Regions from separate parts of the Homo sapiens genome. Here all the other regions are linked to region 1. A link is an interaction called in ENCODE POLR2A ChIA-PET data of the cell type or tissue named here. Cell type or tissue: GM12878. All regions are shown on one strand.

Evidence for each region. Peaks named below come from ENCODE experiments on the same cell type or tissue, not always from the same donor. Only the 100,000 strongest peaks of a DNase experiment are listed, where the experiment ranks them.
Region 2: POLR2A ChIA-PET joins it to region 1 with 9 read pairs; 2 of 35 experiments call an interaction of 5 or more read pairs at or near these places.
Region 3: POLR2A ChIA-PET joins it to region 1 with 5 read pairs; 1 of 35 experiments calls an interaction of 5 or more read pairs at or near these places.

Annotation. Positions count from the first base shown.
Region 1 is chr5:91,270,612-91,274,611 of GRCh38, forward strand. It overlaps the pseudogene RNU4-90P. Among named protein-coding and RNA genes, the nearest start is that of LUCAT1, 42 kb to the right of the region's middle. RefSeq lists an enhancer at 2,344-2,473. In GM12878, no CTCF peak of the experiment used is centred here; DNase peaks (open chromatin) are centred at 1,570 and 2,490; H3K4me3 peaks cover 236 bases.
Region 2 is chr5:91,123,356-91,127,355 of GRCh38, forward strand. All of the region lies in intron 87 of ADGRV1 (adhesion G protein-coupled receptor V1), which reads left to right. Among named protein-coding and RNA genes, the nearest start is that of LUCAT1, 190 kb to the right of the region's middle. In GM12878, no CTCF peak of the experiment used is centred here; no DNase peak of the experiment used is centred here.
Region 3 is chr5:91,057,358-91,061,357 of GRCh38, forward strand. All of the region lies in intron 85 of ADGRV1 (adhesion G protein-coupled receptor V1), which reads left to right. Among named protein-coding and RNA genes, the nearest start is that of LUCAT1, 260 kb to the right of the region's middle. In GM12878, no CTCF peak of the experiment used is centred here; a DNase peak (open chromatin) is centred at 2,294.

The DNA of each region.
Region 1 (4,000 bases):
CGTATCCACCATGCAGCCATTGATGCAAGCATGTCAAGAGAGGGAGACTTACAAGAGTAAGCAGTAAGGATTCTGAGAAGCTGATATACCTTGGTCAAATTAAATTTTATCAGGAAGCTTTGAGCAGTGGCAGTATGGTAGCCAATGCAGTTTATCCAATGTGCAATTATTATTAATTGAAAACTGTTCCCAATACTTCACTGTAATGACTTGCGATATAGTCAGTATTGGCAATTTTTTGTTTGTTTGTTTAAGAAATGGTCTGACTCTGTCACCCAGGCTGGAGTGCAGTGGTATAGTCACAGCTCACCACAACCTCAACCTCCCAGGCTCAGGTGATCCTCCCACTTTAGCCTCCCAAGTAGCTGGGACTACAAACACCTAACACCATGCCCGAATAATTTTCATATTTTTTGTAGAGATAGGGTTTACCATGCGGCCCAAGCTGGTCTCGAAATCCTGGGCTCAAGCGATCCTCCCACTTTGGCCTCCCGAAGTGCTAGGATTACAGGTGTGAGCCACTGAGCCCAGACTCCAGCATTAGCAAATTTTGACCATCTCTACAGAGACTGAATAATAAATAAATAAATGCTAAATTTTATCAGGAGAACTCAAAGCACACACAATTAGTGTTAGTCAATATGAAAGCTTTAGGCTAATATTATTTCTTTGCTTGCAGAAAAAAGATCACATTTAGCCTGGCATAACAATGACTCTGTTTCTATTATGCCAATTAGACCCTTGGTAAACTCGCTCTAATGAGGAACCTTGGAGCACTTGTTATTAATCTTAATATCACAATTATCATGAAAACCATTTGGAGACAACATAAAGATTATTGGGGCCAGGTGCAGTAGCTCATGCCTGTAATCCCAGCATTTGAGGAGGCCTAGATGAGGGGATCGCTTGAGCCCAGGAGTTCAAGACCAGCCTGGGCAACATGGTAAGACCCCATCTCTACAAAAGAATAAGTAAATAGGCCAGGTGAAGTGGCTCACACCTGTAATTCCAGCACTTTGGGTAAGGCCAAGGCGGGTGGATCACCTGTGGTCAGGAGTTCGAGACCAGCCCAGCCAACATGGCAAAACCCTGTCTCTACTAAAAATACAAAAATTACCTGGGTGTGGTGGCACGCACCTGAAATCCCAGCTACTCAGGAGGCTGAGGTGGGAGAATCACTTGAACCCAGGAGGCGGAGGTTGCATTGAGCCAAGACTGAGCCACTGCACTCTAGCCTGGGAGACAGAACGAGACTCCATCTTAAATAAATAAATAAATAAATAAATAAATAAATAAATAAATAAAATTAGCTGGGCATGGTGGTGTGTGCCTGTGCTTCCAGCTATTTGGGAGGCTAAGGCAGGAGGATTGCTTGAGCCCAGGAGGTCAAGGCTGTGGTGAGCCATGTTTGTACCACTGCACTTCAGCCTGGGCAACAGAGCAAGACCCTGTCTCAAAAAAAAAAAAAAGGTTTAAAAGATTATTGGTGTCTTCAAGTAGCATAATAATAGAGATTTTCTCATTTTCACCCACTGGCAATTTGGGTAGTTAGAAAGGAAAAATGACTCAGCTTGAAATACAGGGCTAGCTGGATGCAGTGGTGCATGTCTGTAGTCCCAGCTACTAAGGAGGCTGAGGCAGGTGGCTAGCTTGAGTGCAGAAGTTCAAGGCTGTAATGTGCCATAATTGCACCTGTGAATAGCCACTGCACTCCAGCCTGGGCAACACAGTGAGACCCTCCATCTCTAAAATAAATAAATAAGTAAATAAAAATGTAAAAAATATATAGGACAATAATGGTAAAATCCATTGAAACAAACTGAAAAAAGCTTCATTATATTTCAAGAGTGCATATTTTATTTATCATGAATGCAGACTACTATTTCAGGTGTCTTAGTGGGTGAGCAGTATGTGTTCTCTCCATCAGTATCTTTGTTGCTTAGGTTTCTTTGTAAGCAATAGAAATCAACTGAGGCTAGCTCTGGGCCCATTAAAAATAATTTAAAGTAAGTTATAATTAACTAAAAATAACAATATACAAGTTAAACATTGACACCTAAATTTTTTTAATAAAATAACATTTGGAAAGATACTAGGTAGCATTTCAAACAAAAGAAATAACTAAACAATGGGGACTAGGTGGGCGGATCACCTGAGCTCAGGAGTTTGAGACCAGCCTGGCCAACATGGTGAAACCCCATCTCTTCTAAAAATACAAAACTTTACCAGGCATGGTGGTGGGCACCTGTAATCTCAGCTACTTGTGACGCTGAGGCAGGAGAATTGCTTGAACCCTGGAGGCAGAGGTTGTCACTCTACCCTGGGTGACAGAGTAAGACTCTGTCCCAAGAAAAAAAAAAGAAACAAAACAAACAAAAAACCAAGGGGGACTTGTGGAGGATAGCAACTAGGGTTGCTCTGGGATTCTCAGTGGTAAAACAAACAAAATATCTGGTTGGTGTCTCTGATCACTACCACTAAAATGACTCAGCTTCAACCACCTTCTTCATTTTTGAGACTATACTCCATATTCAGATGGCTAGGACAAAAATAGCCCTGTGTTTCAACCTTGGGGGAAGGGACGAGGGGAAGGCAAACACTGTGGCTGAGAGTTCTACACAGAAATGTTGGCCAGGATGACCTGAGGCTTCTCAAAGGAAAGAGGGAGAATTAATGCTGGGCAGACAAAAAGAGATTCCTACTACAAACTGTCAAGGGCTTTTAAAATGACATTACTTGTAAATTTGTTTGAGTTCATTGTAGATTCTGGATATTAGCCCTTTGTCAGATGAGTAGGTTGCAATAATTTTCTCCCATATTGTAGGTTGCCTGTTCACTCTGATGGTAGTTTCTTTTGCTGTGCAGAAGCTCTTTAGTTTAATTAGATCCCATTTGTCAATTTTGGCTTTTGTTGCCATTGCTTTTGGTGTTTTGGACATGAAGTCCTTGCCCACGCCTATGTCCTGAATGGTAATGCCTAGGTTTTCTTCTAGGGTTTTTATGGTTTTAGGTCTAACGTTTAAATCTTTAATCCATCTTGAATTGATTTTTGTATAAGGTGTAAGGAAGGGATCCAGTTTCAGCTTTCTACATATGGCTAGCCAGTTTTCCCAGCACCATTTATTAAATAGGGAATCCTTTCCCCATTGCTTGTTTTTCTCAGGTTTGTCAAAGATCAGATAGTTGTAGGTACGCGGCGTTATTTCTGAGGGCTCTGTTCTGTTCCATTGATCTATATCTCTGTTTTGGTACCAGTACCATGCTGTTTTGGTTACTGTAGCCTTGTAGTATAGTTTGAAGTCAGGTAGTGTGATGCCTCCAGCTTTGTTCTTTTGGCTTAGGATTGACTTGGCGATGCGGGCTCTTTTTTGGTTCCATATGAACTTTAAAGTAGTTTTTTCCAATTCTGTGAAGAAAGTCATTGGTAGCTTGATGGGGATGGCATTGTTAGAATGGCAATCATTAAAAAGTCAGGAAACAACAGGTGCTGGAGAGGATGTGGAGAAATAGGAACACTTTTACACTGTTGGTGGGACTGTAAACTAGTTCAACCATTGTGGAAGTCAGTGTGGCGATTCCTCAGGGATCTAGAACTAGAAATACCATTTGACCCAGCCATCCCATTACTGGGTATATACCCAAATGACTATAAATCATGCTGCTATAAAGACACATGCACACGTATGTTTATTGCGGCATTATTCACAATAGCAAAGACTTGGAACCAACCCAAATGTCCAACAATGATAGACTGGATTAAGAAAATGTGGCACATATACACCATGGAATACTATGCAGCCATAAAAAATGATGAGTTCATGTCCTTTGTAGGGACATGGATGAGACTGGAAACCATCATTCTCAGTAAACTATCGCAAGAACAAAAAACCAAACACCGCATATTCTCACTCATAGGTGGGAATTGAACAATGAGATCACATGGACACAGGAAGGGGAATATCACACTCTGGGGACTGTGGTGGGGTGGGGGGAGGGGGGA
Region 2 (4,000 bases), 150 kb before region 1:
CCAAGATCAAAGTGCCAGCAGATTTGGTATCTAGTGAGGGCCTGTTTCTCGTAGATGGTGCCTTCTCTGTGTCCTCACATGGCAGAAGAGCAAAGGGAAAAGGGGGCTAACAAGCTCCCTCAGGCCATTTTATATCAGCACTAATCCCATTGATGAGGGTAGAGCCCTCATGACCTAATCACCTCCTAAGGCCCCACCTTTTAATACCACCACAATGGGGATTAGGTTTCAACATGAATTTTGGAGGCAATTGCCAAACCATGGCAATTCCCAACATTACCATCCTTGTTTTATAAATCTCGTTTTCTGAATTGACTTATAATTACTTCTCCATTCCCTGAGCTAAGTATTTATTGTATTAGAGCCAGAAGATGCTTCATTTAAATCAGTTAATTAATTTATCTATTCTGTTGCAGGAACTGTTGTATGTGCTTTGGCTAAATCACAAAATAGACAAAATATCTGTCTGTTAGCAAAACATGCAAAAATGCCTGCCCTTGAGAAATGTATATCCTAGCAGGGAGTGGAGGGTGGGTGAGGTAGAGACAATAGATAGATAATTCAAATAAACATGACTAGATTATGTAGCATGTTAGAAGATGATAAATTCCAAGTCCAGGAGAGCGAAGGGCAGGCCAGTGGGATGCATTTTAAATAGGTGGCCAAGGAGAAGGCCTTGAAACGTTTGAGAAGGCCATTAATGAGCACGGGTAGAAGGAAGCCAGGGAGAGTCTCAGTGTCCGTCTTCAGTTGCTTTTACTTCCTTTCATGATTCACATAGTTATTTTTAAACTTTTTTACTGAGTAGAATTTTTTTGTGTGTATTAATTCTGAGTACCATTATTCATTACAGTGAGTTCCATCACATTACTAGTACCACAAAGATAATATCTTTGAGACTAAACCTTTTGGGCTATTTTTTGTCCTTTATCCTAAAATTTTCTATTGTGTTTATTATCTGGTATATTTGAATTTATCTCTCCAAAATCACCACAAAATAAAATTTTTAAATGTTTGTCTTGTTTTTCTCTCACCATTAAGTGGGGTTAATATTAGGTTCATTAGGTAAGGTTTAATTTTAAATTGTGGCCATCTGATATTGCTACATCAAAAGGAAGTTAAAATTTGCTTGCCTAACATCACTTACCAATGTAGTTGTACTGTGAGCAAAAATAGAACAAAAATAGTTTATCTGGAGATTGAAAATTCCCAGTATTGACTTTAGCATGACTGCAAAAAACTCATAACCCTCTAGTGAAGACCCCTGAAGTTAACATAATGAAGGATAGAAAAAAATGACAGATGGGACAAAAGCAAACTTCCTGGTAAAATGTGGAAGTATTCCTCAAAAAAGGCTGTTCATAATAAACTTGGGTATTTTAGTTACGGGGTCAGAAAGAAAAATTTTAGATTGATTTATTTAGTTCAGAGAAATTACATGAAAATATAAAACTGTAAACTTTTCTATAATGCTCTCTTTTATTTGAGCTTGTATGATTTTTTCTAATTAATTTCTAAAGACATTTTAACTATTGAATACTAAAATGAACTATCACTTCAAAAGTGAGATTTAAGAGTCTCTAGAACTATACTGTTTGTATTTATAAGACAGAGGAGAAGGGATAAGAGAGAGAGCCAAAGACAGTCCCTTGGAGACTTGGGGTTTCAGCAACTGTGCCACGGGGCAGTGCAGACCTCCGAGTGACCAGGTTTTCAGTCCAGGATCTTCAAGACTATCTGCAGTAAAGCCAGCAGAGTGGACAGAGGGGAAGTCACACACTGCCTTTCTTTCGTCTTCCTATTGCATGTATTCTCAACACTCAGGACTTGCCTCCCCTGAATGGATGAGAGTGGAGAAGCACAGAGGTTGACATCCCCTAAACTTGTACGAGAGTCTTTTAAACTCTGCTGCTGACATGGCGTACAAACAGTGGTCTCTAAAAGTGCATTTCATTCACTTTGGGTAGGTCATGCATTATAATATCATTTCCCCCCAAAAGTAGCTATTACTATTACTTCCTTGAAAGGGCCAGGAATATACTTGGAAGATACAGTGAGAGCTACAGTCTGGAGCATCACAGCACAGAGCTGTTGCCTGATCCCTGAAAGTACATTGACAATCCCTAAGGTCCATAGAGAATCCAGGCGACACTAGTCTTGGGCAAATCACAGCATAGAGTTAGACTTGGAATCAGACAGGCCTAAGTTTGAATTCCAGTTAGAGTGCCATCCCTAAATCCCAGTAAATGAAATAACACATAATATGCTTAGCCCAGTGCTTGCCACACAGTAAACACTCAGTAAAGGGTAGCTTTATTATTTTTTTCAAAGGAATAAAGGAGAAGAGTTGCACGGCCTTAAATAATTCTCCAAATTTATTTTGAGTGAATGCATTTTGTGCTAGAGCTTTTCATTGGTAACCAGATCAACAGAGCTTAGAAAGCACTATTTTGAGGTATATCAGATGAAATGAACACATGCAGTGATTATGTTCATATTTGATACAGAGGGATCTTATTTCATTGTCGTCTTCCTTCTACCATGCTATATCCATCTGTAGTTCTGTTTTCCTTTTTAAATGTTTCAAACCTTACCTTTCTTTGGAATCCAGCTTTAAATGGACTACTTCCTTGAAGCTTTCCATGCCCACTCTAGTTTATAGTAACATCTTCTGATGCAACCCCCACCTCATTGCATTCCATATTTTCACTCATTTGGCACCTCATCATACATTGCCTGGGGCAGTTCCCTAACCAGTTCCCTGAAGACCCACTCTCTTGGTTCTTTTGTACTGCCTGTAAAGCTTAATTACAGAGCTGGCACAGAGTTCCCAGTAAATTCTTGTTGAATTAAATCTCTTATTTGAAATTTCCAATGCCTCCACTCCCCTTCCACAAATTCTCTCAATGTAGGGAAATCTCTTTAGATGACTAACCGGTGTTAACACCTCAACCCAAACTGACATTTTCAAATTATTTAGATGCTTCATAATTTTCCAGTGTGTTCTACCAAAACAATGTTTACATGAAAAGAATATAATTATTCAACATTTTTCCTAAGACTATGGTAAAAGCCAGCAGCATTGCCCCACTTAGAGGAGCTAAAATAGCTAAAGGTTACATGCTTTGCCTCAAATAATAGACTTAGTGAAGAGGGTAGAAGTAGAAATGAGGTCAGCCCCCCAGAGCAGTCTGGTGGCCTTGAGCAACCAGGAAGGTAAAGCCGGTACCTCAGTTAAATCACCAAGTTTACTGGAAGTGCATATTTTTCATGTGCCAAATTCAGTAAGTCATGGAGCAAATGTTTATTTTGCTATGCTTTAAAAAGTTGCTTTGCTTCTTGTAAGTTTTCTCAGTGGAAGGGTTCCAAGTTATGACTTAATCTATGTTTGCAGCATTGCACTGGAAACAGGATTTGTCTGTGAAATGGCTCTGTCATTTGTGGACCACTTCTGTAGGGAGATTGTGGATTTAGGAAGGGCAGAAGCAACAGCAGATATGCCTGGTGTTTGAATGGATGTGCCTCTCTCGGAGGCAGCAAGCAGCATACCCATATTATAAAGTTTTTGATTTTCTAACATCTGAAGACAGGCATCCAGCCTTGCAGAACAGCCAGGTGTCTGTTCTATAGACTACAGTTCCTTGTTTCCAGAATTACGGTAACCAAATAATACACAAGGTCACCTGATTGCACTTCCCAACAACCTGAACAAAGAGCACCTTTGCGCTTGCTGGTAGGTGCTGTACCAGACTCTTTGTAATCTGCCTTAGGTCAGAGAAGAACAAGCCATTACCAGTATGGGAGTCCATCCCTAGTCAGGGCTAGTTGCTATTATCCCTTGAATACTCTGCAGGCATCCCACAAGACATTTGAGACTTCATATTTGTCAAATAATAGAAATCTGGCTGGCCTAGTGGCTCATGCCTGTAATCCTAACCCTTTGGGAGGCTGATGTGGGCAGATTGCTTGAGGCCAGGAGTTTGAGACCCACCTGGGCAAC
Region 3 (4,000 bases), 210 kb before region 1:
GCTCCACAATTAAGAAGTTTGGCTACAATTAAAAACTTAAGAATATCAGTCAAAAATATTTACTGTCTATTAGATCATCATTTTTTTAATGAGAAGAAATTTAGAAAGTGCATAAGGAGACAGCCTTACATTGTTTAAAGCCAGTTTTAGACTATTTGGACTTTTCTTATACATGCATGAGTATGCTCAGAAATTCAAATTACTCTGCTGTTCCTATTTTATTTCACTGCCCTGAAATCCTGTTGTTGAAACTACAAGACTTGAAAATAACAGGAACATCCTGTTGACAAAAATAAATTCCTTATGATAAAATATTTTTCAACTGAAGCCAATTTTTTTTGGATGGGGAAAGGGCCTTGGTGGGAGAGGGGATTGTGAGTGACAGAATGTTGGTTTGGGTTCATTGCTCTTTCCTCCTAGCTTTGCTCTCTCTCCTTCTAACGGAATTAGTTGTATTATTTTACATGAATTTTTGTATTATGCAAAAATGTTGATGTGTGGTGTCTTTGAAAACTGTTTTATGGAAGGAATACGTGTGTCTGTGCTGCCCAGGTATTACTAGTGAGTATTATACTTAGGAATGAGCATGTTTAGTGTGATGTTCACTAAACACTTGATTTATTCAATAGTCCCCTAACCCCTGGGAATGCATATGCAAAGAATAAAATGTTTCAGACATTTGCTTAACAAGGGATTTTAGATTATTTGCAGAATATGGTCCCTGAAAACATTTTAGGTTATTTTTCCATGGAGTCTGACTTACGCTGAGAAGCCTCATTATAGCACTGACCAGGAGTTTAAACAGTCAGGTGCTGGGCAGGCCTCAGAAGTCCTTGCACTTGGTTTCTTCACCCATCATGCTGGAGGGAGGGTGGCATGACCTCTACTATCCCTTCTAGTGCTCAGATTCAATGAAGGAACTTATTTTTTAAAGAAGGAAGTGCTGTTATCTTTCTAATGGGCAGCTCAGAATGGCAGGGATATTAATAGTGGCCTGCATTCCAATAGTCAACACTGAGATCTTCCAGCAGTCACCCCATCCAGAATGCAGGCTTTGAAAGGCTAGAAACCCTCCCTCTTCCATAAAATCGTTAGGTAATTGACCTTTTTTTTTTTTTGGCATCTTTTGCCCTCTTTTTGGAAGCTTTGTGGGAGTGGGACAGTAGTATGGAAGATAAGAAACCCTAAGTTTAAATCCCTAGAAAAGCCCCTGAACCAATAGTCAATTTACTGCTGCTAACACCACTGGCCAGACTGGTTTGTCAGTCACTGGTGGTGTGATGGTGTCATGTTGGGCTTCCTTATTACGTGCCTCTTTTTGAATGACCCATCATTACCTTGACTTTTCAAATTGGACCAAGTTTCAACACTGATTTTGCAGAAACACACATGAGTCATGAGGAAAAGTAGCAAAGGGAAAGTTTTCCTCCTTCCCCTCATGCGGACGTGCTGTGGACACAGGCAGACAATCATAATTGCATGACTGAGTCACCTTACACACCTGCTGATCGGTAAAGAACTCAAGAGAGAAAGAGCTGATTTCACCTGCCTCTTCCACAAAGTCTCCTGACTACCCCAACTGAGGCACTGTTTTCTTTCACTGAACTCATACTGCACAGCACTTTTCTCTGACACATAAATAAATGTGATGAATGTTCACACTTTCCTCTCTACTATTTGGTATCTTCTCTTTTTTAATGCAAATTAAATCTTGTATACTGTATACATAGGAGGATTTGGGCTTAGCAATAGACGACAGTGATCATGGTTATCTTTTATTGAGTACCTACGGCATGCCAGCCTCTGATCCAAGACCTTTACATGTATTCACTCATTTGGTTCTCACTGCACTCTTGTAAGGTAGATGCCATTGTTTTCCCTATTTTATTTTTTGGAAAACTGAGCTGTGGAGAAGCTACATACTGAGTATGTGGAGAAGCTACATAGTTGCAAAGTCAATAAGAGGTGTACCTGGGATCCTTCCAAATATCTGGCCTCAGAGCCTTCATTATTACCAGTATTTTTTTTGCAAGCAGAATTATTCTAACCCATCAGTAAAAGGCTTCTCCTCACTCTGTCCTTCCCCCTACATTATACCCTCAACAGCAAGATCATTTTCTTTTGAGAAGCTTCTTTACAAAAATCATAAAGGAGCTCTCTTGACATCTGTCTATCTAGCTCATTAGACGTGTCTAGTTTAGGGCAGTTCAAATTGGGACTTTTAAAATGTTGCCTCTACATATGTATGATCTAATTCTTACCACTTCAAAGCTTCAGGGAAAGTGAAATGTGTCATTTCCCCCTCAATATTGGGAATTCCCCATAAAGTGGATAAAATTTTAGCCTGTATTTCCTTTTAGTTTTACTTTCCTCTTCTGAAATTAATTCATGACCTCTATCTCAAGTTTTCTCCAGATTTTTGGCCCATATTTCTTTTTAACATTTATCAAATATCCCTTGCATATTGGCCTTTTACATTTCTTAAGTTTCCAGTTTTAACTGTAACATTGCAGGACACATAAAAATGATAAATAAATACTAATTAATAGTAACATCATAGACTAGCAACAATCCAATATGAGCATATTTAGGGTTTAGATATCTTAGTACATTTTTATGTACTAACCCATTACACAGCAAACACCAACGTCCTTACATATTTATTCAATTAAAAAATTAGGATACCAGGATTGAAATGGGCTCTGCAACAGAGCTGAGTATTGGATTTGAGACATAAGTCATCTACAACTTAAGATAATAACCTTAAAATGATGGACATATAACCTCATCTACTCACACTGTCACTGTTTTCTTGCTGTTTGTTTGTTTGTTGCTGGGGGGCGGGGCAGCAGTTTTGGTTCTTTTGCTTGTTTGTTTGTTTGGTTTTTTGAGACACTCTGTTGCCCAGGCTGGAGTGCAGTGGCATGATTATGGCTCCAGCCATCCTCCCACCTCAGCCTCCCAAGTAGCTGGAACTACAGGCACACTCCACCATGCCTGGCAATTTTATATGTGTGTGTGTATATATATATATATATATATTTTTTTTTTTAATAGAGACGAGGTTTCACCATGTTGTCAAGGCTGGTTTCAAACTCCTAGCCTCAAGAAATCCCCCAACCTCAGCCTCCCGAAGTGCTGAGGTTACAAGCATGAGCCACCACACCAAGCCACTGTTTTCTTAATAATTGAAAGTTACCTTACTATTTCCAGAATTTCATGATTAAAATTTTAATAATAGTGCAAAGAAATGTATAGTGTATTTTAAACAGAGTATGACTAACTTTAACCGATGATTTCTTAATGGTTTTAAGTTATTTAGGATCACCAGTTATTGCAATGTGCTGCAAATGTTAATGTGACTAAAGATGGCAAATATGGGTGTGACTGAATGTTCACCCCTGCAGGGGATGCTCTAGAAGTTTTTTCTTGGAGCATTTGTAACTATCACATAAAGCCACATATGGGGCTAATTTCCAGGTCAGTGTAATGTGGCTACTGTTCTCTAAAATGTGATGAATAATTAAACGTTTAATTATCCTTCTACAAAATGATTTTTGCCCTTTTGAGGAATCAAACCATTGCTGTGAGGATTTTTTTGCCAGTCAGACATCTACAACATGAATAGTGGCCAAGAGTGACACTCATTGGGCATAGACCCATCCAGAATGCAGGCTCTGAAAGGCTAGAAACTCTCCCTTTTCTAGAAAATCATTAGGTAACCAGCCTTTTCTTTCCAGGCACCTTTTGCCCTCTTTTTGGAGCAAGAGGTAAGAACAGGACACCTTGAATACTCTAGGACAACGATATTTTCCAGTACCAAACAATTTTGTTTTATGAGAGAACATAGAGCATTCATACATACAAAAAATAACAAGTCAGCCTGACCTTATTCTGATGAAATGCTGATGGGGCTTGATTCACTGGAACCTACCTGGAATGAAGTTGGCAAGCGGTGTCCAGTGGATTTATTTCAGCAGTTTTATCAAGTTGCTTAGGG